2 separate regions of the Homo sapiens genome follow, and region 2 is linked to region 1. A link is an interaction called in ENCODE POLR2A ChIA-PET data of the cell type or tissue named here. Cell type or tissue: OCI-LY7. All regions are shown on one strand.

What was found. ChIA-PET counts read pairs that join two places held together with the same protein. Peaks named below come from ENCODE experiments on the same cell type or tissue, not always from the same donor. Only the 100,000 strongest peaks of a DNase experiment are listed, where the experiment ranks them.
Region 2: POLR2A ChIA-PET joins it to region 1 with 8 read pairs; 1 of 35 experiments calls an interaction of 5 or more read pairs at or near these places.

The regions. Positions count from the first base shown.
Region 1 is chr14:77,211,139-77,215,138 of GRCh38, forward strand. TMEM63C (transmembrane protein 63C) reads left to right here. Exons shown (of 24, transcript NM_020431.4): 2 at 2,308-2,370. Among named protein-coding and RNA genes, the nearest start is that of TMEM63C, 31 kb to the left of the region's middle. RefSeq lists an enhancer at 2,178-2,407. In OCI-LY7, CTCF peaks have their summits at 2,463 and 2,662; a DNase peak (open chromatin) is centred at 2,473.
Region 2 is chr14:77,034,938-77,038,937 of GRCh38, forward strand. No RefSeq gene overlaps it. Among named protein-coding and RNA genes, the nearest start is that of LINC02288, 4.1 kb to the right of the region's middle. In OCI-LY7, no CTCF peak of the experiment used is centred here; a DNase peak (open chromatin) is centred at 1,614; H3K27ac peaks cover 2,379 bases.

The DNA of each region.
Region 1 (4,000 bases):
TGTCCCTGGACTAAAGTTTGAGCAAGGTCATCCCCTTCCTCTGCCCCCTGCTCAGCATGTCCAGAGCAGCAGAGGCTCAGGGGCCAGCAAAGCAGAGGGTTACAAATGGTCTGGCTTCAGGGCCAGCTCTGCCATTCACTAGCACCGTGACCTCGGGCCAGTTAACTTCTCTGGGCCATGACCTTGAGCCAGTTGTTTAACCTCTCTAGGCCTTAATTTTCTCTTGCATTTAGGGATGGTTCTCATACCCTAGGGTACTTATGAGAATTAAATGAGCTAGTACTTAAATAGAAAATATTTAGCTCATATTACTTGCTCTGTAAACGTTAGCTATTAATAAAATTTGTCCCTCCCTGGGCCCTCCTGGACCATCCTAACTCTGGGGTCATCCCTGAGATTTGGCTTTGGCCTTGAGATGTCTAACTCATCTGGAAGGGGAAGTGGGAAGCAAAGTGCTGGCCTTGTTAGTTAGGGCAGCAGTGGATAAAACCAGGCTAGGTCTGGAGGCCTGGGAGTGAGCAGTAGGATGGGGCAGACAGAAAGGCAAAGCTAGCCCTTTTTGAAGCCTTTGCCCAGTTGCCAAAGACAACTTTGCCCAAGCCTAGAACAGCTGAGCTGCCAGCTTTTGGCATAGGAACCCAGGATGGAGGAGAAATGGGACAGGAAGAGGGCCACACACTCTCCCATCAGATAAGATATGCAGCTAGGAGGGGCCCTGAAACCCTGACTCACCAACCAGAATTCACATCATCTCCCACTGCCCCTCCTTGGCCCACAAAGCAAGGCTGACATTTATTTTTTATGCACAGGAAGGACAGAAACAACCACCACCTACCAGCTGCAGTCTGTGGGATAGTGGATGGACCTTTCCATCCTCACATCTCTCCTCTTGCCTGCCCCAGAACAGAGAGGCTGGAAGGAGGAGTGTAGGGACTGTGCAGTCTGGGCCCCTCACCACAGCCTTACAAATAAGCTGAGGAGGAGGAGGATGGCAGCGCTGGCGAATTAAGCAGTCATATTTCTCAAGCACTGTGCAAATGGATTTATGTGAATTATCTTACTTCCCCTTTGCAATAACCCTGTGAGGCAATACTGTTATTATACCCATTTTCCAGATATGGGAACTGAGGCTGAGACAGATGAAGTCACTGCCCCTGGTCACACAGCTAGCAAAGGTGGGTCTGGGATTAAGTCCAGTCAGTGGCTTCAGAGAGCCTGATCCTTCCCATTGCCCCAGACAGCCTTTGTCCTATACTGTGAAAGTGATGTCTAAACAGATGAGTTCTTTGATGCCCCCGCTACGCCCTGCTGGGCTGGTGGCCCTGCTGTGTTTTCTGTTGACATCCTAGAGTTTCTAGCTTCATTCTTTCCAGTGCTGGTGCTTTAGTCTCCAGTAAGCCAAAATCTGGATTTTCTGCCTGTCTTCTTCACACCCAAGAGCTAGCTCTCCCTCCAGAAAGAAGTATGGTCCAGGGAGGGTGAAGGGATGCAGAGAAAAGGCTTGGTGCTGCTTTAGGTTTCCATGGCAACAGCCTCCCTCATTACTGCCTCTGCTTGCTGCCTGGGAAAGCTGAGGAGGGTGGTGAGGTGGGAGAGGGTGAGGATCTTGTCTCCTTTCTTTTCCTCCCTCACTGCCCTGCAGGTTGAGCAGCCAGGTTGAGCTGAAAGCCTGCACCTGACCAACCTGCTGGATGGAATTCCCCACCTCCTGCCCAACTCCAAGCTTAGTGGCTGGGGCCTTGTAACTAGGGGTCCTCCCAGGCAGAAGGGCCACCTGGTCCAAGCCGCCCAACAGCAGTCCTCTCCCTAACCCCAAAGGCTGGGATGTGAACTCCCTAGAGAGGACCTCATGTTTGTACTTCCAGGGGAAATAGATACTCAATGAATTCTTGTTGAATGAATGAATGAATGAACCAATAGTGGTCTATTCTACACTGTAGCCACTGCCATTCATTTTCATTTCCTCAAAACGTTATATTCAGCCTTCCCTCTAGGTCTTTGCCAACACGGGTGCCTCTGCCCACGCTTGCCCATTGCACAGGACTAACTCCTACACCCCTTTCACATCTCAGCTTGGAGGTCACTTTGTCAAAATTCAAAACTTTTACACTTCAAAAGACACCATCAAGACAATTAAAAGAAAAGCAATAGGCCAGGGGGAAACTATTTGCAAAGCAGAGCTCTGATAAAGGACGTGCATTTGAGCATAAAGATGACCAAAGGGGCCCTGAAGGAGGGTGCTGCCAGCAAGGGAGTTCCTGGGTCTGTAAGTCTTGTGGTCTCTCCACCGCGTGTGTTCTTTTGCAGCAGCCCCGTAGCTGGGTGGAGCCTCCGGGCCTGACGTGGACCTTCACTGGAGAAGTGACTCAGGTGGGAAAAGTCTCCCCGGGCCTCTCCACCTGCAGGATCGCCTTCCTACACCTTCCCCCGCCCGCTTCCTTCGCGCGGGCTCCTCCCAATGACCACCAGCAGAACTGCAGCCTCCTGCCTTAGCTGACCTGGAGCCCGAGGTAGCTCAGATGCCAGCTCCTTCCTCCAAGAGACCCTAGAAATGCCATTGGCTGCTACTCTGATGCTCTGGCAGAAGGCATGCCGTTGAAGTGTACTGTGTTCGATGTAAACTATTATGAGTTTGCATCTGGCTAAACGTGCTAGTGAGTTAATTAGCCACCTGGGGTAGAAACAAGAAAACTATGGGTGGCCTAGGCAGAGCTCGATGGAGCAGGAATTAGGGGAACTGAGAAAGACAGGCAAGAGACTCCCGGATCCTGCTAGATGCTAATCTAGAGGGTGGGAGTGGGAGGAGTTTTGTGCACCCCTTCTGTTTCCAGGACTACTCTCAGGCCCTCCATCGCAGGTTCTGGGAGTGAGCACAAGCAGCCCAGACTCCCAGGCCACCTCCTGTCCCCTGCTTCAATCCCTTTACCTTCATTCCTTCTCCATCCCCATCTCTCAGCCCTCCCCAACTCCTGAAACCTTTCCATGGTGCCCCCTGGATCTCCATTCTTCATTTTGCAAATATTTATGTGATGCTCCTTGTGTTCCAGGCATTGTTCTACAAGATGAACACATCCTAACACTCCTCTTAAGAGCCCTGTGAAGTGGGTACTAATGGCTGTTGCCATTTCCACTTTACAGAGGAGTAAAGTGAGGCATGGGGACTGTAAGTGCCTTGCTCAAGGTCACCCGATGAGCGATGAGTGAGCGTTGGAGCTGAGATTCAGTGGCACGGAACCTGTAATCCCCAGAAGCATCCCCAGCTCCTCGGTCTCCTCACCCTCCGACTGGGAGACTCCCCAGTCCAGCTTCCCTTTCCACCCTCTCAGAGGGTGGTTCCTGCTTCCCCTCCAACACCACTGGCCTGGGGATGGAGACGTGTCTTTCTTGTTCCCCTTGGCAACATTGAGACTCTTCCTCCCTGCTTTCTAGAGCCCCCTGTCTTGGACCCACAGGTGTCAACCTAGACATCTTGCTGCCCATCGTTGTTAGTCATCAAGGAGTCCCCCAGGCCACTCTCCCCTTCCCCCCTCACTGTCTCCCCAGTTTTTTTCCTGTCTTCATTCTTGCTGATGTCAATGTCCACATCTCCACAAAGATGATCCTTCTGATACTCAGCCGCTCGCTCCCACGGTCATGTCCTAGACCCGATCACCACCGATAGCCGGAATCTCTTTCATTTCAGCACCAAACATCCCACTTTCAGCATGCCACTCCCTCTGCTCTACACTTACTAGCCGTCCACAATTCTTCTACCTCCCCTTGGAACTCCAGTAGCTTTCCCTGGTCCTCACCCATCTTGCATCTTATTTCTCTCCTGGCTCAAATTCCACAGCAAATCATTACAATTATTCACCTGCTACACCCTCAACCCTCTTGTGTTATGCTCATACTTGCTGGGGGGAAGCCTCTACCCCTACTAAGTCTTCCACACCTGCAACCATACAGGTGAATCCAGCACAGCAAGTCTGGCTGCTCTCGTCAATTCAAGATCATGAGCCTC
Region 2 (4,000 bases), 180 kb before region 1:
TTTCTTTCTTTTTCTTTTTTTTTTTTTTTTTTGGAGAAAGTCTCACTTCAGTTGCCCAGGCTGAGTGCCGTGGTGCCATCTCAGCCCATACAGCCTCAACCTCCCTGGCTCAGATGATTCTCCCACCTCAGCCTCCCAAGTAGATGGGACTACAGGTGTGTGCCATCACGCCTAGCTCATTTTTTATTTTTAGTATTAAAAAAAAAGAGAGAGATGGGATTTTGCCATGTTGCCCAGGCTGGTCTCAAACTCCTGGACTCCAGTAATCCACCTGCTTGGGCCTCCCAAAGTGCTAAGATTACAGGCGTGAGCAACTGCGCTCAGCCCCTGCCAAAACAAAAACAAAAACATGTTATTTATTTATTTTGAGACAGGGTCTCACCCATGCTGGAGTGCAGTGGTACGATCTCTCACCTCAGCCTTAGGAGTAGCTGGGACTACAGGCATGCACCACCCCATACCTAGCTTAGTTTTTTATTTTTTGTAGACACGGGGATCTCACTATGTTGCCCAGGCCTGTCTCTTCTGGGCTCAGGCAGTTCTCTCACCTCAGCCTCCCAAAGTACAGGGATTACCACCGCATCTGGTCTCTTCCTGCCTTTTCTATACCCCGGTCCTTGGCAGAGGTGATGGAGGAAAATCTGAAGTTCTAGAACTCACTGAAGCATTTAGGAATTTACTGAGATACCCTTACCAAGGACAGCAGCATTTTCATTGTGCACTCTTGAGAAAGACCCCAGGCTGAACAATAAACAAGGAGGAAAATGAAGAGAGTGCATTTTATAGTGGAAGGAGCCTCTTCTCATACCCAAAAGTCATATCACATAAGTAACGTGCGCCACCTTATACGGGTCACACCAGCTGTATAGACACTCACCCAACATGTACTGTCCTGTCCTTAGGCTAGGGGCCACATGATTGTGGCAGGCTACAGTCCTCAAAGCACTTCTGGCCACCAGGTGCAGTGCAGTTGTGCACACCTGTAGTGCCAGCTACTTGGGAGGCTGAGGTGGGAGGATCACTTGAGCCCAGGAGTAGTTCAAGACTGCAGTGAACTATGATCACACCACTGCATTCCACTATTCCACCCTGGGTGACAGAGCAAGACCTTTTTTTTTGAGATGGAGTCTCACTCTACGCCCAGGCTGGAGTGCAGTGGCGCAATCTCGGCTCACTGCAACCTCCACCTCCTGGGTTCAAGCGATTCTCCTGTCTCGGCCTCCCAAGTAGCTGGGATTACAGGTGCCTGCCACCATGCCTGGCTAATTTTTGTATATATTGTTTCATGGGGTTTCACCATGTTTGCCAGGCTGGTCTCGAACTCCAGACCTCAGGTAATCTACCTCAGCCTCCCAAAGTGCTGAGATTACAGGTGTGAGCCACCGCACCCAGCCTTCATCTCTTAAGAGAAAAAAAAAAAAGCACTTCTAGCCAAGGGTAGGTGTATAGCTCTGACATCAAATCTGGCCTAGGCATCACTGGAGCAAGAAAGCCCGGAAACAAAGTGACCCCTCCAACACATGTAGAGGACCACCATACTTTAACCTGAACTCCCCTCTCTGGCCGTACACAGAAGAGTAAGCTTGATAGGTTCCTGGTGTGAAACTATTCTCAGTACTTACATTTTGTTTCGAAGCTGAAACTTGGCTACCAGATGGCCTGGTGGGTTTCTGTTCCCCAACTCCCTAACCAGTGCCCTTCCATTTACCATTCATTCAGTTATTCAACTATTTATTTAGGGAACACTTTCTATCTCAGTGCTGGATGAACCAAGCCAGACTGGCTGTAGCCCAGAATCTAGAAGCTTCCATTTCCTCCTAGGTGTCCTACTTTCCTGATGCAATAGCCCAAAAGTCATAAGAGGCAGAGCTTTTTCAATACTCCCACCAGCCACATGACTGACTTAGAGCAATCTATTTATTCTCTCTGGGACTCCATTTCTTCACCTGTCAAAGGTTGATATTAAAACCTGTTCTCCCTACTTCAGGGGTTTGCTATGAAATTCTGTATGTTAATGCCTAGGGCTGTAGAAAGGCGAGACACTGTGACAAATCTTTTTTCCAGCGCTAAGCCCTTCGAGGTAAAATGGGTGGAAAGCCAGGCCTGCCGCTAAGCCCTGTCCACTCTCTTCATCTTGCCCTTGGAGGGCCTCCTCCTGGGGGGCCAATCTAGCATGTCCATGTCCTTCTGGGCTGGCAGACAAACAAGCAATGACAAGCTTTAGGCCTAAAAGCTGGAGAAAGACAATAGCAAGGTTAGGCTGTTTGTTTCTCATCTCTCCTAGAGAGACAAGGATATCCCCTCCCCAAATCCCTGGTGGTGGCAGTGAAGCTCGGAGCAGTTGGATTTATTTAGGGCTTTTACTTTTTTTTTTTGTTTTGGCCAATTTGGAAAGAAAAGAGGCAATGACCTCTTCTTTAAAAAACAAAACTAGGCAGGAAGTGTACTGGGCCTGAGTGGCAGGGACTAAGGGTGTAATTACAGGTTTTTGTTCAGCATTTTCGAGTAATTAAATCCAAAGGAAAGCGAGCCTAGCCGAGGCTTCTTGGATGCAGGGCAGAGAAGAGCTGTGTGTATGTGTGTGTTTTGTGTGTGTTGGGATGGGGAGGAGAGGCAGGAGGTGAGAAATGGATTTGCTTTTCAGGCTGAGAAGAAGCGGGCTTCTCGCCTTTATTAATATTTTTACATTGCTTTTTCCAAAAGGTAGCCGATTATTCATCTTTTATTCGGTGCCACTGCCCTCTCCTTGGTGACATTTTCAGCGTGCACAGCTTTCTAGGCACTGATTTTCCTTCACGCCAACTCTCCCCCTCCCCACTTTTTCATATTCCCGCTTTCTGCCTGGTTGCCCACACAATAAACCCACTGCAAAATCCGCAGCCAGCTTTCTTGCCTACAGCTTCCATCCCAGCGACCTCCGACGCTGAACAATAGTCTCTCCTTTTGTTTTAAACATCTTCTGGCTTTCCTTGTTCCGCTTTAAAATACTTCTTACCACCACCATCCCTACCCAGCCTCCCCCGTGGTTGCCTCGGTTTCCTTTTGGGACAAGCAGTCTGTGCACAAGCGCACCTGGTTTGCAACGCCCAGAGCGTTTGAAATGGGTTCAAAGCCTAGGGATGCGCGGGCTCCTCTCTCCTCCCCTCCTCTTCCTTCCCTCTCCCTGGGCCCTTGATGTCCCTCCGACGTTCCCTGGACGTTGTGAAGTGACAAGCAAGAAAGCATATACTGTCTGCTCACATTTTTAAGGGCAGGAAACCTGACTCACCCCCAGACCACGCGCCCCAAGGAGGGGCACTTGCATTTTCCGGCGGGTGGGGGGGCGGCCTCTACTAGGGTTAGCTGGGGCCGGCCTGGAGGCTGCCCCCTCCTCTTCCTCCTTCTCCTACCCCCACCCCACATCATGCCCGCAGATTACCGCCCCCACTTCCCCCGCCAGTCCCCTTCACCTACTCTCCCCAAGAACAGATTGTTTATCAGAACGGGCAGCCAAGAAACCTACTCCTGTTTCTGGCCTCTGCCAGAGATTAATCACACTTGGGAATGGCACAAAACTTGACTGTGTTGGGAAGGGGTGAGGCGTAGGGGGTAGGAAGGTGGGGAGATGTGGGGTGGGGGGATAGTTAAAAGGAAAGACCAATACATTTGACAAGGTGACCAAATCGGGGTTACCGCTGCCTCTCCCCTCCTTTAATTTTAGTAAGTCAGTGCAGAAGACGGAATTCTACTTCATTCCCACTCCCTCTACCCCCACCCCCAATTACCTTCCTTCTTCTCTAGGTCTTCATGTTTGATGCTTTAATAGTACTGACTGGCTTTTAATTCTGATTAACATTCTCAGCTGGTGCGTGCGTGTGTGTGTGTGTGTGTGTGTGTGTGCGCGCGCGCGCCCTCGAGCGCGCGTTGGGGCCTGGCAAGACACACTCAAACCGGACTGCCTGACAAATCCCCCCTTTTCATCCTTCTCTTTGAAATGACATCAAGATGGACTTGTGGGGGG